3 separate regions of the Homo sapiens genome follow, and regions 1 and 2 are each linked to region 3. A link is an interaction called in ENCODE POLR2A ChIA-PET data of the cell type or tissue named here. Cell type or tissue: MCF 10A. All regions are shown on one strand. Each heading gives the region's core, and the rest is flanking DNA. Links, peaks and the distances in the headings are about the cores only.

Evidence for each region. ChIA-PET counts read pairs that join two places held together with the same protein. Peaks named below come from ENCODE experiments on the same cell type or tissue, not always from the same donor. Only the 100,000 strongest peaks of a DNase experiment are listed, where the experiment ranks them.
Region 1: POLR2A ChIA-PET joins it to region 3 with 5 read pairs; 3 of 35 experiments call an interaction of 5 or more read pairs at or near these places.
Region 2: POLR2A ChIA-PET joins it to region 3 with 5 read pairs; 2 of 35 experiments call an interaction of 5 or more read pairs at or near these places.

Annotation. Positions count from the first base shown.
Region 1 is chr10:77,818,072-77,825,850 of GRCh38, reverse strand. It overlaps DLG5 (discs large MAGUK scaffold protein 5), which reads left to right. Exons shown (of 32, transcript NM_004747.4): 14 at 1,375-1,467; 15 at 3,750-4,769; 16 at 5,833-5,956; 17 at 6,386-6,530. Among named protein-coding and RNA genes, the nearest start is that of DLG5, 100 kb to the left of the region's middle. In MCF 10A, for the core only: no CTCF peak of the experiment used is centred there; no DNase peak of the experiment used is centred there.
Region 2 is chr10:78,336,579-78,344,357 of GRCh38, reverse strand. No RefSeq gene overlaps it. Among named protein-coding and RNA genes, the nearest start is that of LINC00595, 73 kb to the right of the region's middle. In MCF 10A, for the core only: no CTCF peak of the experiment used is centred there; no DNase peak of the experiment used is centred there.
Region 3 is chr10:77,894,763-77,902,541 of GRCh38, reverse strand. All of the region lies in intron 1 of DLG5 (discs large MAGUK scaffold protein 5), which reads left to right. It overlaps LOC101929347 (a long non-coding RNA gene), which reads right to left. Exons shown (of 5, transcript XR_007062208.1): 5 at 2,336-2,410. Among named protein-coding and RNA genes, the nearest start is that of DLG5, 28 kb to the left of the region's middle. RefSeq lists enhancers at 330-857, 858-1,385. In MCF 10A, for the core only: no CTCF peak of the experiment used is centred there; DNase peaks (open chromatin) are centred at 3,221 and 3,851.

The DNA of each region.
Region 1 (7,779 bases), core at 1,818-6,817, 77 kb after region 3:
GCATGGTGGCTCACGCCTGTAATCCTAGCACTTTGGGAGGCCGAGGCGGGTGGATTGCCTTAGTTCAGGGGTTCGAGACCAGCCTGGGCAACACAATGAAACCCCATCTCTACTAAAATACAAAAATATTAGCCGGGCATGGAGGCATACATCTGTAATCCCAGCTACTCGGGAGACTGAGATAGGAGAATTGCTTGAACCTGGGAGGCGGAGGTTGCAGCGAGCCGAGATCATGCCTCTGCACTTCAGCCTGAGGGACAGAGCGAGACTCCATCTCAAAAAAAAAAAAGAAAACTTGACTTTGAAATGATTATAGATTCATAGGAAGCTGCAGAGATAGTACAGGGGGGTCCTATGTACTCTTCTCCCTGCTTCCCCTCATGGTTGCACCTTGCATGAGTATAATATCAAAGCTAGCATATTGACATTGGTACTGTGTGTGTGTGTGTGTGTGTGTGTGTGTGTGTGTGTGTGTGGTTGTGTGTGGTTAAACACATGTTGTTCTGTGTAACCACCACCGTAATGAAGATACGTAGCTGTTCTATCAGCACTGAGGTCTCCCTCCCACTGCCCATTTGTAGTAACACCCCCTGCTCCCTCCCATCCCTGCCCCCTGGCAGCTGATTTTTTCTCCATCTCTGTGATGTTGTCCTTTTGAGAATGTTACAGACATGGAATCATATAGTATGTGACCTTTGGAGCTGGGCTGTTTTGATTCCGCACCATGCCTGCAAGATCCACCCAAGAGGCTGCGTGTGCTGGCTGCTTGTTACTTATCGTTGCTGAGCAGTGTTCTGCAATGTGGGTGTATCACAGTTTGGTCATTCACCGGTTGCACATATACTTCTTAAGAAGGTCTGCACATAGCTGTGAGCAGAGATTCCGGGAGCAGGGTTGAGAGGTTCTTTGTGAACACTCACAGGGCCCCACTTCGCGTGGTACTTTCTCTACAAGGCCTTTCCTATCCATGGTCTTGTTTTTAGTCCCCCGCTCTCCCGAGCCACATGCATGTATTTATCTTCCATTTCCTCTGTGGAGGCAAGGAGCTGGGAAGTTCTGAGCCAAGGTCCCACGCCACATGGCCGGGCACAGCAGTGCCAAGATGTTCCCTCCGGGTCCTCGGTGTTCTGATCCCAGAAGGACATGCTCCTCCCCTAGCCTGCTGTGAAGGCTTATGTGTTCCTCTACCTCAGAATCCCCTTAGTTGGACTCCTTGGGCCTCACCAGAAAGACCTCTATCCTTTGCCAACTCCTGACTTTGGCACCTTGCATTTGGTGACTGTCTAGCACAGGAGGTTAGGTAGGCAGAGATCCTGACTGGTAGGCCTGAGGCCGCTCTGCCTGTGGCCTGACATGCTCTCTGTCCTGCTCTAGATCAATGGCATTGCACTGGACAACAAGTCTCTGAATGAATGTGAATCTCTGCTGCGCAGCTGCCAGGACTCCCTGACCCTGTCCCTCCTGAAGGTAAGGGCTGGACCTGGCTCTGCTCTCACGGTCAGGAGTATGGGCAGAGCCCCGGCTCCACATAGCCATGCTACTCCTTGGGGTCACAGGATCCTTGAGAACAGGGTGGGCATTTACTGAGTGCAGAGGGGGCAGGAACCCTGACTGGACGCTGGTCTGAAATCAAAAAACAGCAGTCAAGGCCATGTTGGGCACAGTTGGGTACATTTGAATCTGGACCCGATAATTAGATGATCTTAGGGAATTGTTGCCAGTTTTCCTAGGTATGATGATGGCATTGGGGTTGTTATACAGGAGAATGGCTTTATTTGGGGGAGGTACAAGCTAAAGTTGTTAGAAGTGATGTGTCATGGCCGGGCATGGTTGCTCATGCCTGTAACCCCAACACTTTGGGAGGCCAAGGCAGTCGAATCACTTGAGCCCAGCAACACAGCGAGACCTTGCCTCTACAGAAAATACAAAAAGCCTGGGAGGTCGAGGTGGCAGTGAGTTGTGATTGTGCCACTGCACTCCAGCCTGGGTGACAAAGTGAGACCCTATCTCAAAAATGAAAGGAAGAAGCTGGGTGCAATGGCTCATGCCTGTAATCCCAGCACTTTGGGAGGCGGGTGGATCACCTGAGGTCGGGAGTTCGAGACCAGCCTTGACCAACATGGAGAAACCCCGTCTCTACTAAAAATACAAAAATAGCCGGATGTGATGGTGCATTCCTGTAATCCCAGCTACTCAGGAGACTGAGGCAGGAGAATCGCTTGAACCCAGGAGGCGGAGGTTGCAGTGAGCTGAGATCACGCCTTTGCACTCCAGCCTGGGCAATAAGAGCGAACCTCTGTCTCAAAAAAAAAAAAAAAAAGGAAGGGAAGTGACATGTCATGATATTTGTAACTTGCTTTCCAGTGTTCTGTAGTATCATTATAGACAAAAAGACAATTTAGTGAAATATTTTTGAATCTAGATGGTACATTTATGGACATTTATTATACTTTTCTACATATTTGAAAAGTTTAATAATAGGAAGTTAGAAAAAATAGGCCGAATTTAGAAAACATCTCTTAATGAAATGGCTGGGCCTATTTTTTCTAACTTTCTATTAAGAGATGTTTTCTAAATTAACTATTTTCAAATTATTTGACTTTTTTGGAAGCAGTTTTATGTTTACAGAAAAGTTGGGCTGATACAGAATTCTTAGCACTCTCTCAACCACCCCATCACCACCATCCCCACTCCTGTCCCCAAGTTTCCCCAATTTTGGCATTTTGCGTTAGTGTAGTTAGTACATGCGTTATAATTAGTGAGCCAATGTGGATGCATTAGTATTAACTATAATGCATAGTTTACATTAAGGTTCAGTCTTGGTGTATTTTCTGTGAGTTTTGATGCAGGTGATGACATGTACTACCATTGTAATATCATACAGAGTAGTTTCACTGCTCTAAAAATTCCCTATGCTCCCCATATTTATGCAAGCCCCTGGCAACAACTGATCCTTTTACTGCCTCCATGCTTTTGTGTTTTCCAGAATGCCATAGAGTTGGAATCACAGAGTGTATAGAATGGCTTCTTCATTTGCTAATATACACTTAAGGTTCCTGCACGTTGTTTCAGTTCTTTTTAGTGCTAATTTATATTCCGTTGTCTGGGTGTACCACAAGAGATATATTTTTAACAATGAATTTTTACTTTTATGTTTAATATTTAAAAAAAATATTCAAGACATTATGCAGGTAATTTCCTTCTTTTTGAGACAGAGTCTCATTGTGTCGCCCAGACTGGAGTGCAGTGGCGTGATCTTAGTTCACTGCAACCTCCACCTCCGGGTTCAAGCGATTCTCCTGCCTCAGCCTCCCAAGTAGCTGGGACTACAGGTGCATGCCACCGTGCCTGGCTTATTTTTGTAATTTTTGTATAGATGGGGTTTCACCATATCGGTCAGGCTGGTCTCGAACTCCTGACCTCGTGACCCGCCTGCCTCAGCCTACCAAAGCGCTGGGATTACAGGCATGAGCCACTGTGCCCGGCCCAGATAATTTCAGAAAGTGTTCAAAGTTAAGAAAACTTTGACTCTTCTTTGAGTTCAGAGTGACCAGAGCCATGAGAAAACTTATCCATTAGGGAGAAGCATATGTGTTCATGTGTGTGTGCATCTCTGTCTATCTGTCTCTTTTTTAAGGGGCAGGTGGCCCATTCCTGACCATTGCTTTACCTCTGGGGATGGTTTTCAGTGGCAGCTCCAAGTCCTGCCATCTCACTCTCTCTCTCACTCCTCTGCAATCCCTGCCTAGGTATTCCCTCAGAGCTCCTCGTGGAGTGGCCAGAACATTTTTGAAAATATCAAAGACTCTGATAAGATGCTGAGTTTTCGAGCCCATGGCCCGGAGGTCCAGGCTCATAACAAACGGAACTTGATACAGCACAATAACTCCACGCAGACAGACATCTTCTACACGGACAGGCTGGAAGACAGGAAGGAGCCAGGCCCCCCAGGAGGCAGCAGCTCCTTTCTGCATAAGCCATTCCCTGGGGGACCCTTGCAGGTCTGCCCCCAGGCCTGTCCCAGTGCCTCTGAGCGTAGCCTGAGCTCCTTCCGCTCAGATGCCTCTGGGGACCGTGGCTTTGGGCTGGTGGACGTGCGTGGCCGGCGGCCACTGCTGCCCTTTGAGACCGAGGTGGGCCCCTGTGGGGTTGGGGAGGCCTCCCTGGACAAGGCAGACTCTGAAGGCTCCAACAGCGGCGGGACCTGGCCCAAGGCCATGCTCAGCTCCACGGCAGTGCCTGAGAAGCTCTCTGTTTATAAAAAGCCAAAGCAAAGAAAGTCCATCTTTGACCCTAACACTTTCAAACGCCCCCAGACACCCCCCAAAATAGACTACCTGCTTCCAGGTCCTGGGCCTGCTCACTCTCCCCAGCCCTCCAAGAGGGCGGGGCCTCTGACACCCCCAAAACCTCCCAGAAGGAGCGACTCCATTAAGTTCCAGCACAGGCTGGAGACTAGCTCCGAGTCAGAAGCCACTCTGGTGGGCAGCTCCCCATCCACTAGTCCCCCGAGCGCCCTGCCCCCTGACGTGGACCCCGGGGAGCCCATGCACGCATCACCCCCTCGCAAGGCCAGGGTCCGCATTGCTTCCAGCTACTACCCTGAAGGAGATGGGGACTCCTCCCACCTGCCGGCCAAGAAATCCTGTGATGAGGACCTCACCTCCCAGAAGGTGGATGAGCTGGGGCAGAAGCGTCGCCGGCCAAAATCTGCTCCCAGTTTTCGGCCGAAGCTTGCTCCAGTAGTGATTCCTGCTCAGTTCCTGGAGGTATAGCTGAGCCCCAGGGTGTGGGGAGGGGAGGCCTAGAGAGGGGCAGTTGGCCGAAGGAGGGCTGCTAAGTGGCCCTGCACCAGTGTCCCAGGCCCCTGTTTAGCCTGGTGCCTTTGCCTTTGCTGTTGGACTCAAGTGGGAAGTGGCCCAGCTAGGAGGTAGGTAAGTGGCGTGGAAGTGCATGGTAGTGGGAGTGTGACACAAGAGGGGAACACTTTATTGGGCATAGCATTTGGTTTGCTTTTTTAATAAGAAGCTTTTGAACTTACACAATAAAACCTAGGGCATAGACTTGCCTTGAAGGGCTAGGGAGATGAGGTGGCACGTGTGAGGCTGAGTGGGCAGCGGGACGGCCTGATTGCGTGTGCTGTCATAGTTTCCAGAAGGGTGAGATTGCTGGGGACTGTGGAAAGCATCTCAGGCACCAGTCCACACTGCTCACTGGGGACAAAGAGCTTCGCACAGCCCTCCACATCGGGCAGAGTTGTACGTGCCTGATGCACTTGTGCATTCTCACCTTTTACGTGATCTCTGTGAAAGATTCATTCTCTGTGGTTTTCTTCTGAAGTAAAGCTGCTTCCTTGAAGATGTGTAAGGCAACATGAATGGGCAGCGTTCCCATTCATGTCCCTTCCTGTGCCCCAGTGGGAGGAGCTGGTTCCTGGGGGGCAGAAACTGGCTTGCAGAGCTGCTCAAGCGTTCCACTGTTTGGTTTTTTTTTTTTTTTTCCCCTAAGATGGAGTCTCACTCTGTCACCCAGGCTGGAGTACAGTGGTGCAGTCTTGGCTCACTGCAACTTCTGCCTCCCGAGTTCAAGCGATTCTCCTGCCTCAGCCTCCCAAGTAGCTGGGATTACAGGCACCCACTACCATGCCCAGCTAATTTTTGTATTTTTGGTAGAGACGGGATTTCGCCATGTTGGCCAGGGTGGTCTTGAACTCCTGACCTTAGGTGATCTGCCCGCCTCGGCCTCCCAGAGTGCTGGGATTATAGGTGTGAGCCACTGCGCCTGGCCACACTCCACTCTTTCTAGCAGACACTCTTGCCCTTGCATCTGCAGGAACAGAAGTGTGTCCCGGCCAGTGGAGAACTCTCCCCGGAGCTCCAGGAGTGGGCACCTTACTCGCCTGGGCATTCCAGCCGGCACAGCAACCCCCCGCTATACCCTAGCAGGCCGTCTGTGGGTGAGTCAGCCAGCCAGGGGCTGGGGCTGAGGGTCGGTGTAAACTCGGGATGCCTAGTCTCCAGGGAGAGGGGAGGCAGCATTTCAGAGAGCTGCCATGTGTTTTCAGCCCTGAGGTCCAGAGAACTGGGAAATGCTGTCCTGTCTGGGATGGTTTGTCTTATAGCCATGACATGTCTTAGCTTGTCAACATGCTTTCTCCCCATAGCAACCTGGGAAATAGGAAGCATGAAAGAGACTTCCCCCCTTTTTACAAATGGAGACAGGCCAGGAGCCACAGCCACATTGTGAATTGGTGGTTAAAACTCATCTCCCAAGTCCTTTTCCCAAAAGACTGCGGCTGCGTCCTGGGATACAGGGGAAAGGCTTGTGTAAGTCCTGGGCTGGCTGGGTCCTTTGGGGCGTCTTTTCTCACCAAGCCCATTTCTAGGCACTGTTCCCCGGAGTTTGACCCCCAGCACCACTGTGAGCTCCATCCTGCGGAACCCCATCTACACTGTGCGCAGTCACAGGGTCGGCCCCTGCAGCTCTCCACCTGCGGCCCGAGATGCTGGCCCCCAGGGTTTGCATCCCAGGTATGTGAAGGCACCCTACGCTTCTCTGTACTCCAGCTGCCCAAGCCTGCCTGGACATGGAACCATGAGTGCATAAAGAGGCTCATTGGTGGAGAAGCTTCCTTGCCTGCCTGGGAGGGGACTGGCTAGAGCAGCACAGGGAAAGGGAGCCTTAGGGCTGCTTTCTGAATTCATCAGCACAAGGTTTCAAAAGGTACTGGAAGGACACGATAGTGATAGCAGCTGATGTTTGAGTGCTTATGTCCCAGCCACTGTGCTCAGACCTTTATGAATATCATTTCACCGAATCAACAGCAACCTCATGGGCTAAGTCCTATTACTGTTTCTGTCTTGAAGATGAGGAAACTGGTACTTCATAAGAGGGTGGGCTGGCTCCAAGCCACTCTTATTCATTCATTTGACAGATATTTTTTGAGCACCTACTACATGCCTTGGTCTATCCTAATTATAAGAGGATACATTGCTGAACTAAACAAATTAGCTTCTAGCTCATGTCGTGTGGTTTTTCAAATGTGGGAGGCAGACAAAAAAAAAAAATGAACGAAGTGATATCAGATGGTGCCAAGAGGCTATGAAGGCAGTCAAACAGGGTGACAGGCTGGGCTGTAACTTGGAAGAGGGTGGCAAGTTAGAGTGGGTGGTCAGGAAGGGCCCTGTGGCAGAGGGGATGCTGCTGTGACCAGAAGGATGAAAGAGGCCAGCTGCACAAGACCTGGGCTGGAGCCTCCAGGGAGAAGGGCCATCGGTGCCAAGGCCAGGGCACCCAGGCACAGTCGTGGGAGCTTGTCAAAGGGGCAGCGAGTCAAGAAGAGGTTTGAGGTCACAGGGCACAAACCCTGTGGGACCTGCAGCGGTGATGAAGAGTTTGGATTTTATTCTAAGGACAGTGGAGACCACTGTAGAGTTTAAGCAGGGAAGAGATGTCACCTCATTACATAGCTGGAAAAAGATGCTGTTGAGGCCTGGTCTCAGGGCAGCCTGATGTGGGCGATCCCTGCTCTGCCCTTCATTTTCTTAGGCACGCTGTCCCGAGTGAGGCACATAGGTCCCCTCCCCAAAGTCCTCTGTGCCTTGTCTCTCCTTACCCACTTCCTGGGAGGACAGGTTCCCCCTCCCCAGGCCCACCCAGGTTGCAAAACCTCTGTTTTTTATCACTTCTTCCTAGTGAGCCTAATCCTGACCCTATGGCTGGAGTGGGTATGATACTGACCGCCCCATGTGTGTGGCCCTTTCTACTTCCTGAAGGCTC
Region 2 (7,779 bases), core at 1,288-6,287, 440 kb before region 3:
TACTGGGGAGCCTGAGGCAGGAGAATCACTTGAACCTGGAAGGCGGAGGTTGCAGTGAGCCGAGATCGTGCCACTGCACTCCACCCTGGGTGACAGAGTGAGATTCTATCTCCAGAAAAGAAAAAGAAAAGAAAAGAAAATAGATTAGTGGTTTCTTAGGGGTAGGGATGCAGGACAGGGGTACAGGGAGGTAATAGTTAAAGGATACAGAGGGGGTTTTTTGAGATGATGATAATGTTCTAAAATTGTGATGGTTACACATATCTGTGAACATACCCCAAACCATTGAATTGTATCCTTTAAATGGGCAAATTGTACAGTATGTAAATTATGTCTCAATAAAGCTGTTTTAGAAAACTTTTTTTTAAGAAAAGAAAGAAAAAAACCACATGCCCTCTAACACATGGGATGGGTTAGAATTTTAGCGGAGACATCTTCCACTCTAACCTTGTCATTTTGTGAATTGGGAAACAGGCGGGGCCCAGAGAAGGGTCTTAACCAAACCTAGGTCACACAGCATGTAGGTAGCAGGGCCAGAACTAGAACTGCTCTCTAACTGCCACAGATTTGAGGCTGCATAGATCCTCTGACTCAATTTCCCTATTTGTAAGATGGAAACTCCCCTTCAGCCTTTATCCCCCAAACCCTGGTTCTAGTGCTGAAAACAGAGAGGATGTGTTTAAAGGTTCAGGATTTCAGGGAAGAAGGAGCACTGCTCCTACAGCACGGTTTGGGGTGTCATACTTATCTCATGTGTGCCTGAGCCTCAGCCTCAAGCTCCACTGCTTCCTGGAATCATCACCAGGGCAGGTTAACTATAAAAAGCGATTCTCCTGATCCTGATTCCCCAGACTGCATCTCACAGACTCACTGGGTTCTTGTTTCTGGAGAGTGGCTGTGATGGATTGGTGATGCCTGGAAGCACTTTACAACAAGTGACAAATCATGCTTAATCCTTCTTGTGTTCATTAGCGTGACATTAATCCTGATAGACTCAATTGGGGTATAAGGTGAGAGCACTCTGCACACCCAGTTCTCCGTGAACCACCCAAGTCTCATTCCAGAATAACTGGGAAACCCTTTTCTTAAAAAGTCCACCTGGGATTCTGCAGATAACTGTCTTTATCAGGAAGTGGAGATGTGACTGGGAGACACACTGGCGTCTCAGTGTCCCACTAAGGAGTGGAGGAGAGAGTCGTAAGGCCCTCCGCTGAGGAGGGAGAGAGGGAGGCAGCAGTGTGGGAGGTAACAATGCTGGCTGCAGTGAGCCAGCCCCTGCCTGGGAAGCCTGTGCTTAATGGAGAGGTATGGGGTTCTGAGGTCCAGACAGCAGTCTGGGCTCCAGCCACCACTGTGCCTGCCCCGCAACCCACAATTTCCTCCGTAGCATACCCAGGATTCCCAGACGTCAATGCCCAGCTCTGGGCCTGTAGGAGCTCCTTGTTATCCACAGGGCTCCATCCAAGCTCCTCCAAGGTCCCTGGACCAGGTGACAGGCAACCTGGCATGGAATCACGCTGCACCTCTCACCCAGTGTGCAGCCCAAGCAGGCAGCTTCTATTTGTAAGACTGCAGTTCCCTCATTCTTCAAATCGAAAGAGGGGCATGGTTGGAAGCTAGAACCAGTAAGTCATGTAAATGGATGGAGTGGAGGAGACTGGGGGTAACTGGAAAATGCAGGCTGTATCTAAAAGATTTTGAAAATTAACAAAAGTAATAATAATAGTTAACATCAGATGAGCCAAAGAGATATCTGCAACGGGCATGATCTTGTCTAGGGCCACCGGTTGATGATCCCCGACTCTAGGCTTTTCCCGAGGTCCCTTATAACTTTGATACTCTCTGGTCTTAAAAGCAATCTATTGAACCTCCCCAGCCCTGTCTCTGCCCACCCCCTCACTCCCATATCACCAGGCTGACTTGTTCTCTATGACCCTCTGCACCAAGCTCACCACCAGCCAGCTCTATGCTCTGCACTCATCATACACACCCTATCTCTCTAGGGCCTCTGTCCTAACCCTCCCTCCCTCCCAGGCCCAGGTCAAGGCTGAACTTGTCCCACCAGCCTCCCAAGGCCTGAAGAGCCTCACCTGATTCTCATTGCAATGACTGCAGATGTGGCTCCCAGAGATACATTCATCATTGCAAACTTCTGATAGCATTCATGTGGGCCTTTGGTGACGTGATGACAGGGGCCGCATGCTAAGGTGCAGAGAGGCACCAAGGATAGTGCAGAGGCCCAAGGCACAGTTCACTGATGCAGCGAGAAAGGACCTACCCCCAGCCAGGCAGCAGCCCCTTGTGAGACATGGGTCTGTGTGTTCCTCCACATTCAGCCCCTTTACCCTCACAACAGTCCAGCACGTTTGTTCTTTTACCCCAATTTTACTTATGAGGAAACTGAGGCTCTAAAAGGACCTAAGAAAGGCAAAAAGGGATCCAAAAATATTGGATGAACATTTGTCTTTGTGTTTTAGTAAAACAAAATGGCCACAATCTCCTCTTCCCAGCTAGAGCAGAGAAAGGGATGGGAATGGAGAAATGGAATTCTCACTGGGTCAGGCAAAGTCATCAATATCCTGTTTAAGAGAAATACATGGTTAACCAATTACGACATATGAGCAAGGGAATGGAGGCAACAGCATCCAACTCTCCTTAGCAATCCCTTCTTCCCACAATATCAAAACATTTTGGCATCTTTAAGATTAAGGCAGGAGACAGCCCCTGGCCTCTAATTGCTCTCAGTCAAAGACTGTAGCTAACATGTTATTAAATATGTAAATAATATGAAACCCAGAAGAGAATTAATATTTCATATCTAATGAAGTTAAGATGAATTCTCCTGTGTCTAATTTTCTGTTTTTAAATACATAATGCACTGTGGAGTCCAAAGTGATTCATGGTATTTTATATTGGCTAAAGACGTTCGGGGTTTCTCTGAAGCAGCTTCCTAAATGATTAACCTGAATATTATTATTACAAATAGGATTTGTTTTTTAAAAAATTAATTTTGTAGTTAATCAGAATAAAGAGCATGGTGTTATATGCTGGTGGGCCATTTTTAAATGGGGAAAAGGAACTGATATAGGGGTTACAAATCCTAACACCTAGAGGGGCCTGGCAAATAAATGACTGAAGCAGGCTGGGTGGCAACAGGGAGAGGTAGAGACTATGGCAAATTGTGACAGCACATGCCCTTCAGAAGTAGAGGCCAGAAATTCAGGTTGTTTTTTTTTTTTTGGTGAAATTTACTAATACATAAAGTTGGCTGTTCACACCAACATGGCACATATATACATATGTAACAAACCTGCATGTTATGCACATGTACCCTAGAACTTAAAGTATAATAATAAAAAAAGAAAAAAGTTGGCTGTTAATTCAAATATATATGTATGTATATATATACATATATATATATTTTTTTTTGAGACAGAGTCTTGCTGTGTCACCCAGGCTGGAGTACAGTGGTGCTATCTGAGCTCACTGCAACCTCTGCCTCCCAGGTTCGAGTGATTTTCCTGCCTCAGCCTCCAGAATAGCTGGGATTACAGGTGCACGCTACTGCACCTGGCTAATTTTTGTATCTTTAGTAGAGACGGGATTTCACCATGTTGACCAGGCTGGTCTTGAACTCCTGACCTCACATGAGCCACCCATCTCGGCCTTCCAAAGTGCTGGGATTACAGGTGAGCCACTACGTCCAGCATTTTATATGTGTGTGTGTATGTGTGTGTGTATTTTAAAAACAGAGTCTCACTGTGTCACCTAAGCTAGAATGCTGTGGTACAATCATAGCTCACTGAAGCCTCAAACTCCAGGATTCAAGCTATCCTCCTGCCTCAGCCTCCTGAGTAGCTGGAGTTGCAGGTGTGAGCCACTGCACCTGGCTTTAATTCAAATATTTTAAAACATCATGGATTCAAAAGAAGATGGCCCATGGCTTCCAGTTTACAACCTCCATACTGAGACATATGACTGGAGGGAAATTTGCTACCAGAGACAAGTCCTTCAATCTCTGGTGCAAAGAGTTTCCTCTCAGGTTGACAAGACAATAAACTGGTAAATATAAACTCTGATTAGTCAGCCTTTTAGGAGGGCAATTTGGCAAAATGCACAAAAGTGCAAATCCTTCAACCCACCAGTTCTACTTCAGTTCAACTTCTAAGAATGTATGCTAAAGTAGTAATTAAGAATTGACCAAATTTTTCACTGTAATGATGTTCTTCATTGCTCTGTTTATAATAACAAAAAAAATAGAACCAACTTCAAGATCCAAAAATCATGTCTGATTACTGAATTATATTGTAGCGCAACTAAAAACATTAAAACTATACAGTCTTTGACAAATATGAATAGGGATTTATAAATATGTTTAAAGCATGGGTGAAACAGATTTGTAGTGCAATCATAGTATTGTTTTTAAAAATGGACATATATTTATCTGCCCAGGGAAAAGATGGAAAGGTAACATGCCAAGCAATCAGCAATGGTTATCTCTGGTTTGGTGGTACAATTACTAAGCAAATTCTATCTTTTCTCTTTTTGCTTGTCTGTATTTGATGAATGATTTCACATGAACTTTCAGTGCTTCTGTATAAAGTCAACAAGAGAAATAAACTCTCCATTACATAGTACAATATTAAAAAATAAAAGTGGTCTTTGTTTGGAAGTTCACCAATCTAGATTCAATATTCACTCCTTCACTGAGAACTTTCACCTCCTTGAAGAACCTCACAGTTCTCGTCTGCGGAATGAATCATTAGGCTACATGATTTCCAAGGTCCCTCTGTGATTTGAGGCCACTGTTGAGGGACTTTGGGGGCAGGCCAACTTGCCTATTTATTCACAAGAATTGATTGACTGCCAGATAAGCCTTGTGCTGGGCTCTGGACTCAAGCTTGCCCTCCAAAAACACTCGGGAGAGGAGGGGCAGCACCCCCTCTGCCTTCCCATAGGGTGTTTACATACAGGAGTCTACAAGAATGTGGAGGAGGCACACTTGCTTTGGGGACGTTAAGAAAAGCTTCCTAAAACAAATGATATGTTAACTGAGTTGGAAAAGTTGAGAAGGAATTAGCCATCCAAACAGAGAGGAGGCAGAGAAAGGCATTGCAGGACAAACAGAGAGTGTGCAAAGGGACAGAGTTGGGCATGGGGTGCAGGGTAGGGGAGAGAAGAGGCTGCAGAAGGGACAGGAGCCTGGATCATAAAGGTGCCCTGTTCAGGAGTTTGGATTTAAAACTGGGGTAAAGGGACCCTTGAACGTTTTAAGAATTAGGGAATTTTTTGGACCAGATTTTTGTAAATCCCTGTGGCAGCAGGGAGATGGATTGAAGGGAACAAGGTACCAAAGAGCCTGCTGTCCTATTCCAGGTTGGAGATGGTGGTGGTGGCTATGGAGGAGGTCAGGCTTCAGGACCTACTCTGGAGACAGGCAGAGGAAGGAAGCTGGGAGGGCTCTCGAGTTTCTGGCTTCCACGGTTGGTGGATAAGTACGCCATTGACTGAAACAAGAATGACTGGACACAAGGACAATTTGGGGGAAAGGCCCATGTTCAGTTGTAGGAGCTTGTTGGATATCCAAGTGGACATGTCAGCTAGGCACATGGATGAACATACCTTGAATTCCAGAAAGAGGTCTGGGTTTGGGATTCATCAATGATGGGCTGCAGAAGCTCATGGTAGGGATTAGACGGCCAAAAAGAGAAAATATGAACTGTGCATGGAGGTCTGCAGACCACAGGCACCCAGGGGCCAGATGGAGAGAGAAAGAATATTCCACAGATGGGTAGCAAGAGAGTGTGACGGCACAGAAGAATAAAACAGAATGAAATCAAAAATGGCCAGCCGTGTTGAGTGCTTCTGCAAGATCGTGTAAGAGGAGTCATTGGTGGCTTGGGAGATGCAGAAATGGAGTCCACAAGGCAGGGAACACAGCTTCCTCAAGAAGAGTGAAAGTGTGTGAAGCAGGGTGGCCAGGGAGGGGAGAGCGACAGGAGCTAATGCATGTGGCAGCAACCAGCAGCGTGGTGCCCTTCTAGGGCCAAGCACAGGGCAGGGCTTCCAGAAAGACTGACTCCACTCACCTCCTCTCTCTGTGGAGTCCACTGTGTAGAATCACACTCCTCTCCTTCCCCAGCCTGGCCACCGAATGGGGATGACAAGTACATAAATTCCATCTAGTTGCAGTCAGGGGTTGTGGAAGAAGAATGGCTCTGTGGCCAGTTTTCTAGCAGCCTGAGTAGCACTCTGATGAAATGGCCTCATGCGGCTCTTCAGAACACCGTTTCCAGCCTGCCCAGAGCACTTGCAGCTGGAAAGACAGCCTCCGAAAGGGATCCCGCCTCCATAAGCAGCGAAGGGCTCTCCATGTGTGGCCCAGGAGAGTGGAGACAGGAAGCTCAGGGTCCTGGGAGGTACCAAGCCCTCTCCTCTCTGCACTACATGCTGCCTCTCCTGATCTTGCTCTGACGGCCCAGGGCCATCTTTCTTGAGATCTGCTGACTTCCTCAGCATCCTACTTAGGTGGCCACAGAATGAGCCCACAAGAATCTGAGACAGCCCCTGCTCTAGCCTTTCCCACTGTGCCATGGCACTCCACCAGCCTCTGCCAGGGTGACGTCAACCTTGGAGCAGCAGGAAGAGCTCTGCACCTGGAGTTCCCTAGGCCTGAAAGGAAGCCATGGCTCATGTAGCAGCCACTAATGCTGTTCTTCTAATAGTTCCAGCTCTCCACCTTCTGGACACGTAGTAGGACTGACCATCCTGGCCCCTTTGCTTGGATAGGGGCATGTGACCAGTCTGACCAACGAATTGTAAGCAGAAGTGACGTGCGTGACCTCCAGACCAAATAAAATCTCCAGCGTGAGAACAATATCTCAGATGGCTACAGTTTTGACAGCCTAGGTCCCAGAGGAAGGATGGTGAAATGCAGAGCCCCCAGCTGACCCCTGATGGACAGGTAACATGAGCAGGAGCCAAGCCCATATTGTCTTGACCCACCGAGCTCTGGGGGTTGTTACAGCAGCAAAACCTGGCCTATCCTGATTGATATAGCCTGGCTCCAGGACAACCTTGGGCAAGCACCCGTCCCTCTGAGGCCAGCATCCTCACCTGCAAAGCGAAGGCATGACCATCAGCTGCCCTGAGAGCTGGTGTGGATTGGAGGATGGGGAGCATGTGACATGAGCTGCACTCACACACAGCAGGCACATGTTAAGAGCACCATGCTTCCCATGGCAGGAGGCAGTGCCCCTGGGGCATGCCTATTCCAGGAGCCACAGAATTCTGACAGCTACACAATTTGTCCTCGGGCTCCCCCTTGGCCCTCCCAGAACATGTTCGCTCCTTCTTCCTTATGACAGCCATTCAGAGATTTGAGGAAATGTGGAGTGTGTGTGTGCACATTTGAAAAAAAGAGAGATGGAGAGTTTGAAGCTACCGTCTGTCAAGGCTAGCACATGAGGGGCCTTGTGCTGGGACTGTCACACGCCTTATCAATAATCCTCCCCTTGGGTTTGTGCAGTGTGTATGACAGTCGTCATTGTAGGGAAAGAAAAGAGGTGTGCTGGTATTCTCTATTCTACCCAGGCTGCCTCTCCATTCCTTGCCCTTCCCTGCCCTGCTCCAGCCTGGGAGGTGGCCCCTACTGACTACATCAGTGGCTCCCTCCAGCAGCTGGCAAGGATCTGGAAAGGAGCAAGGAGAGGGCTTGTGCATTTCCTCCCCTCTTCCTTCCTGCTCAGGCCGCCTCCCAGGCAGTGGCTGCTGGCACCC
Region 3 (7,779 bases), core at 1,253-6,252:
TGATTGAGATTTATGTCACCAGTTCTTCTTGATTGGAGATGTAGAGATTTCCCATTTTTTCTGTACTTACAATGCTGCGGTGCATCACCTCATGCTATAGATCTTTGTATGCTTCTTTATTTTCTCAGGATGAATTCCTAGAAGTGGTGCTGTTGGGTCAAAGGGTGTGGACTTTGAACGGCTGTTGATACAAATTGCTGGGCTGAAACAGCAGTCCTGGGTTCACGCTTGGGGTTCCCCGGGTGCAGTCTTTGGATTGGCTTTTTCAGAGTCACTGGGGAAGCTTCTGAAAGATTAAACCCCTTGGCCTCACCCTAGGTCTGTGAATCAGAACCTGGGTGTGGGCTGGACCCCAGGGGTTCCTTTTACTCGGTGTTTGGGAAATAGGCACGGCATCTCCTCAGTGTCCAAGCCTGTCCTGGAAGGGAGACAGAGACCACACCTGTCTGTTCCCTCTAAGGGAGAGCTGTGGTGTGAGTGCAGCTCGGTGGCAGCGAGTGAGAGGAGCTCAGTTTAGGGACTTGGCTCTGGGTGTCACTTTGTTCCTCTGTAAAGTGGGAGTGGCCTTGGGGAGTCTAATGTGCTAATACCAGCATACGAGTGAGTATTTCTCTTACTAATGTCATAAGATGAGAAGGATCTCATAGTTGGCTTTCTGGCTGGGCCAGGCCAGATCTGGGAAGAGTGTGCAGGGAGAAGTGGGTCAGGACAGAGAGCTCGTCTTTCCAGCCCTTCCCCAGGGGGACCTTGGGCTGCTCCACCGTTGGAGCCGGGTGCTGTTGGCTCAGGCCCACTGTGGGTCCTGGCGTCCTTATGTCCAGGTCAGCAAAGAGGAGCTGCTTTTGCCAGGGGTTGCTGCATCCTGTGCCTAGAAGTGAGAGTGCCAGGAGGCTGGGGTGTGGGCTTCCCAGCCATTGTCTGCAGTGCGGGAAGGAGGCCCCAAGGTGCCTCCCCACCCGTCAGCGTGGACCGCAGAAGTCACGGATGCTGCCTTTCTGATGCGATGCAGCAGTCTTTCCTCAGAGGGCCATAGCTGCACTGTGTGGATGTGCTACTTCCTGACACCGGCGTTAGTCCAGATGGGTTTGCTCAGGTGCACCCAGCCAAGGGGTAACTCTTTGCCAGGTGTAACCTCCAGGATGCTACTGTAGATGGGCTGTTTACCAGTTGTCCCTGTAAAGGTCAAGTCTGCTCTGACGGCCCTGTTTCTTGGTCTGTAAGTCAGAAGGAACATCATTTATTCACTTCTTCAAGTAAACGTACTGTGCTGTAGTAGTCAGGATGAATGGTCCACATTAGGGAGCAGACGGCAGCACAGCTGACTTGGGGACTGATAAGTTGTGCCTTGCTGTGGGCGCTTGGGAAACACATCCAAGGAAAGGGATTGTTTTTCTTTTTTCTTCTCTTTTCTTTTTTTTTTTTTTTTTGAGATGGAGTTTCACTCTGTCACCCAGGCTGGAGTGCAATGGCGCGATCTTGGCTCACTGCAACCTCTGCCTCCCGGGTTCAAGCCATTCTCCTGCCTCAGCCTCCCAAGTAGCTGGGACTATAGGCGTGCACCACCATGCCCGGCTTGCTTGCTTGCTTATTTATTTATTTATTTACTTGAGACGGAGTCTCGCTCTGTCACCCAGGGTGGAGTACAGTAGCACGATCTTGGCTCACTGCAACCTCCGCCTCCCGGGTTCAAGCAATCCTCCTGCCTCAGCCTCCTGAGTAGCTGGGATTACAGGCTCATGTCATCACATCTGGCTAATTTTTATATTTTTAGTAGAGATGGGGTTTTACCATGTTGGTCAGGCTGGTCTCAAACTCCTGACCTCGTGATATGCCTGCCTCGGCCTCCCAAAGTGCTGGGATTACAGGTGTGAGCCACTGTGCCCAGGCTTTATTTTTGTATTTTTAGTAGAGACGGGGTTTCACCACGTTGGCCAGGCTGGTCTCAAACTCCTGACCTCAAGTGATCCACCCGCCTTGGCCTCCCAAAGTGTTAGGATTACAGGCGTGAGCCACCATGCCCAGCCAAAGGGGATCGTTTTTCTCTTATGGAAGGGGGCCCCGGGGTGAAGGTCTGTCTCCTGAAGGAGATAACTTGAGAGCAGAGCTTTCTGGGCTGAGTAGAAGTTCATTAGGTGATAGGTAGGTGCGTTCCAGGCAGGAGAAGCAGAAGCGTGAGGATATGCATTAATGTAGGACACAGCCAGGTGTGCCAGGTGACCATGGGCACCGTGGTGACTGGACAGTGGCTGGGTCAGGGAGGGGTTGCAGGAGATGACCTGGAGAGGAGGTAGAGGCTGTGCCAAGGACCCAGCCTTGTGGCCTCCCAGATCTGGCCTCCAAATCTGCTTCTGTTTCTGAGCTGTGACGCTTAGGTAAGTTGCCTAGTGTCTTGGAGCCTCAGCTTCCTCACCTGTAAGATGCAAGCAATAAGACGAATTTTAGAGGGAGTTATTAAATGATATAATATATATACACTGTAGAGCAGAGAACTTGACACATAGTCAAATGTTCACTAAGTGTTTATCTCTTCCTTTTAAAGTCTGGGGTAAGGCTTTTTGACTTTAGGCCAGAGGGAGCCGTAGAAGGTTGTGGAGGATGAAATTGATAAGATTATATCCATTTGCTGTTATGTTTGGGTGTTGGTGTTGTGTGGAGGATACTGGTCCAAGATAAGGATGAGTGAGGAGTGAGAAGAGCCTTCCTCTTTCATGGTCTCTTTCTGGTTTTCTCGTCAGCCATCTCCAGTGGGCGGCAGGGATGGCTTGCCAAGGCTCTGAGCTGAAGTTTTGGAGGAAGAGGCCAGGGTTTAAAATGTGTCCCTGGTGAGCCAGCTACCCCTGAGCGAACCTATAGGAGTGGACACTTGCTGAGCACAAGTCTGGTCATGAGAAAGTGGAATGAGTATGAGGAGAGGGGCAGAAAGCTGGGCCTTGAGCCTGTGGAACTGTGCATTGTAGTGTAGCCATAGAAAGCATTTGTTGACCACTCATGTGTGCCCCGGGAGGTTGCAAGGATCATCTCATCCCAGCAACTCTAAGATGAAGGCCACTACTCTCCTCATTTTACAGATGAGGGAACTGAGGCATAGAGAGAGTAAGTCACTTGCCCAGAGTCCCAAGCCAGTGAGTCGGGATTTTGCCCTTGGCTGTTGGAATCCTGAGGGCACGCCCATTGTACTGGGGTGGAGAATTGGAGCAGGCTTTGGGGAGTTTTCTGCTACCAGTTCCTGCTGGCAGATTTCCATTGCCCACAAGGAAGAACGCTGCAGCAGGGTGTGTTGGTCTGTGGTGAGGTGGCTGCCTCTGGAGGTGCTGAGCTCCCCCAGTCTGGGAGGGCCTGGATGGCTGCCTGGCCTGGATGCTGCCACAGCAGAGTCAGTGCCATCCTTACTAGGGAGATAGGTTACATGCTACCCTAGCCCTTGCCAACTTCAAGGCGGATGGGACCTCAGAAACCAAGCCCTGCAGGAGGGCACAGATGTGGGAGAATTCAGAGGAAAGCCATCTTCAGATTGGGCCATGAGTTGTCTGAGTACGTGGAGAGTGGCAGGTCTGGGGTGCTACCTGCTGTTTTCCAGCACTGGCTAGTTGATAACAGCTGTCCTGGGCTGCAAACCTCTTTGCCGCATCTGGGTAGGAGGAGAATCCTGGGATTGCTGCCCCGTCCCGGCGTGGGTGACTTTGGGTGAGTGCCCTCCCTTTCTGGGTCTTTGCATCTAGCATTTGGTGACCTTGCACAGCACGGAGCTTCCTCTACTTCCTTACCGCCTGCCTGGCCCTCTCAGGCATGCACAGGCCTGTCAGGAGCCAGGCCATGGAGGGGGCAGGGGCCCACTTCCTCAGGAGCACTCAGGGCAAGCCCTGACCTGAAGGGATAGACGCGGGGCCCAGCCGCGTGACTCGTGTGCCGTCAGGAGCTGCTCCTGCGCTGGTGCCAGGTGGTGTCATTGGGGTTCGGATTAAAAGATAACTCTATTGGCAGGAGGAGGCAGGCCTTTTCTGGCTTTAATAGCCAAGCCCACAGCCTGCGCCATGCAGCATCTCCCAGCCCCTGCTCCCATGTGCCTCTGCCTCTCCTTTTGCTCCCTGTGTGCCCGGAGGGCTGGCAGGGGACCCGTCCTCAGATTGTGCTGCTAGCACTGTCTCCCCTACCTTGTCCCCAGCTCCCCTCTGTGGAGAGGTTTTTAAATCCTACGAGCAATTCAGGATTTGCTTCCCTTTTTCTCTCTCCTTCTCCAAGAAAAGTGAAGTCCCAGGGAACTGCAGAGTCCACGTGTGGTAGAGGGTGGAGATGTGGAAACAGAATCCAGGTCTTTGGGGAGGCCAGGTTGATGGGGACATGCAGGGCTGCTTTGGCCTAAGCGTGGTGGCCAAGTGAGCCATGTGCCACTTGGTCACCTGCGCTGATGGAGAAGGCTGTTCTGGCTCCTGGGAGGAAGGTGCTTGTGGTAGCAGCAGCTACCCTGAGGCCAAAGCTTCCTTGAAGCCATGCTGGTCTTGAGTAGTGTTTGGTGGTCCCACACTCCTGAATGGGCAATCACAGGACTTCGGAGGGTCTCTGGGGAGCCTCAGGGGCTATGCTATCTATGGGAAAGGAGATAGAACCTGCCTGGAAATTCTACCACTCTCCAGTGACACAGAGACAAGGGGACCAGAATATTTGGATAGAATATTTTCAAACTTCATCATGTCTCCTGTGTTTGTATAGGCCCTCATTTTGGGAACCACATCCTTTTTTTTTTCTTTAATTCTACCACTAAGAAATTATATGATAGATCTTTTTCTTTTTCCTCTCTTTTCTTTTGTCTCTTTCCTATCTCCCCCTTTCCCCTTCTCTCCCTTTCCCCCCTCCCCCTCTCCTTCTCTTTCTCTTTCTCTCTTTGTAGAAATAGGGTCTCACTATGTTGCCCAGGCTGGTCTTGAACTCCTGGGCTTAGGTTATTGACCCACCTCGGTCTCCCAAAGTGCTGGGCTTACAGGCATGAGCCAACCAGATTTTTTCTTCAAGTGTTATTTTTATCTGTTTGCCTAAACATTAGTTTATTAAGAGGAAAGATTCTCTTAGGATATTTTCCCTTTTGGGGTACATGAAACATGGCAGCAGTAGCACAACATTACTCACTTGTTTTTAAATCAATTGTTAAATAGCAAAAATTATTTATTTATTTATTTATTTATTTATTTTTGGAGATGGAGTCTCTCTCTGTTGCCCAGGCTGGAGTGCAGTGGCGCAGTCTCCACTCACTGCAACCTTCGCCTCCCAGGTTCAAGCTATTCTCCCGCCTCAGCCTCCTGAGTAGCTGGGTTTACAGGCATGCACCACTACATCCAGCTAATTTTTGTATTTTTAGTAGAGATGGGGTTTCACCATGTTGGCCAGACTGGTCTTGAACTCCTGACCTCAGGTGATCTGCCCGCCTCAGCCTCCCAAAGTGTTGGGATTATAGGTGTGAGCCACCATGCCTGGCTTTTTAATTTTTTGATGCCTATTTTTTTTTCCTGCAGTAAGCAACAAATATTTTATAGAATTATTTGGGCAGTGGGATTATTTTTCTTCGAATTTTCTGTTTTAAACATTTTAATGATACTTTCTTTCTCTGACATTTTGTTTTGAAAATGTTCAGATCCATCAAAGAATGGAAGGGAAAGTACGATAAACACTTGTTTAGTCGTCACCGAGACTCACCAGTGGTTAACAGCTTGCCATATTTGCTTTTTTTTTTGAGATGGAATTTCACTCTTGTGGCCCAGGCTGGAGTGCAATGGTGTGATCTCAGCTCACTGCAACCTCTGCCTCCTGGGTTCAAGCGATTCTCCTGCCTCAGCCTCTCGTCACCATGCCCGGCAAATTTTTTTGTATTTTTAGTAGAAACAGGGTTTCACCATATTTGCTGGGCTGGTCTCGAACTCCTGACCTCAGTGATCCACCCCCCCTTGGCCTCCCAAAGTGCTGGGATTACAGGAGTGAGCTACTGCGCCTGGGCCATATTTGCTTTTTTACTTTCTCACTCTGCAGATGTATCCATATAAAACTTGTTTTCCTGATTCATTTGGAAAAAAGTTGTGGACATCAGGACAGTTTACCCCTAAACCTTGAAGTATGCACAAACCAGTACATATTCCTACATGACACACCACCATTATTAGACCCAAGAACCTCAGCACTGATGCAATTATATCCTCTAGTCTATAGTTCTTCTTAAATCTCTCTAATTGCCCTATACCTGCCTTTTATAGATTTTTTAAAAATCTAGGCTCTGAAGAAACATGTTGCAACTGGTTGTTATGCTAACGTTATACTAGCCAAATAAAATCTGGATTATCCATGGTTGACAGATCTTTGTTAGAACACGTTGTTATGATATAGACATTTACACTCACTACTATTTTTTTTTTTTGAGACACAGTCTCCTGGAGTGCTGTGGCGGGATCTTGGCTCACTGCAAACTTTGCCTCTTGGGTTCAAGCAATTCTTGTGCCTCAGCCTCCTGAGTAGCTGGGATTACAGGCGTGCATCACCACGCCTGGCTAATTTTTGTTCTGAAGGTGTTCAGAGCTAAGGAGGCCAGTGACCCCACATCAAAAGGGGAAAGGAGAGAATAAGTTTCTGAGCTTTGTAAAAGATGCTACTGGTTTTTCTCTGTTTTATGTCAAATAACCTGTAACACTCCTGGCAGTGGTACATTTGAGCCCTGGGTAGAGATGGGGTTTCACCATGTTGGCCAGGCTGGTCTTGAACTCCTGACCTCAAGTGATCCGCCTGCCTCGGCCTCCCAAAGTGTTGGGATTACAGGCGTGAGCCACCGCGCCCAGCCTACGCTGACTACTGATATCCCCAGGATAGCCTTAGAATTCTTGAAACTTGGGAGGGGACTGGGAGATCTGGGGACATCTGCTATCCTTTTTTTACAGAATCTGTGGTCTGAACAGCTGAGGGACTTCTCCAGTGTCCCTGAATTGAGGTTTGCTTCTGTGTTCTGAATTTCTTCACTTACAAAATCTGACACCTTCAAGTCTGGACATTTTAAACTGTCCTGCCAAATTCTTTTCTATACTCAGGGCTCAAATGTACCATTGCCAGGAGTGTTACAGGTTATTTGACATAAAACAGAGAAAAACCAGTAGCATCTTTTACAAAGCTCAGAAACTTTTTCTCTCTTTTCCCCTTTTGATGTGGGGTCACTGGCCTCCTTAGCTCTGAACACCTTCAGAACATCAGCTAGGGTCACTGCAGACCAAAGCACAGCCAGAGGAGAAGGGAAATCCTGGGGAGGAAGGAGAAGGGGCGTGAGTAGTGAAACGGCATTGGCGGGGACAGGGTGGAGGAAGAGATGTATGATGGGCCAGGGCAGTGCTGCCCTGCGGGTGAGGGTCTGTCAGCTGAGTGCCTGCTGTGAGCCTCCCATGGGAAGCAGCCTGGGGCTGCAGAGTGAGCCCTGATGGACTTGGTCAGACTGGGGTTAAGTCCAGCAGTGTGACCTGCTCATCACTTTTCTTCCCTGAACCCATGTCCACCTCTCATAAGGTTGTATCGAAGTTCCAAGAAGAAAAGCAGAGCGAGTGCTTTGAAAGGACATAGGAAGGAAGGTGGCCCTGCCCCTCAAGACCGCTGTGCTGGGGTCTTGGCAAACCCCTTGCCCCTGGAACAGAGACCGGTACAAGACCTCTGGAGTGGATAGTGCCAGCTAGGGGAGGGCAGAGTGAGGAAAGGCCTTGTTCCCCAGGAGGAAGAGAGGTGCTGAGCTAGCAGCGAGGGCTTCTTGGAGGAGGTGAGATTTGA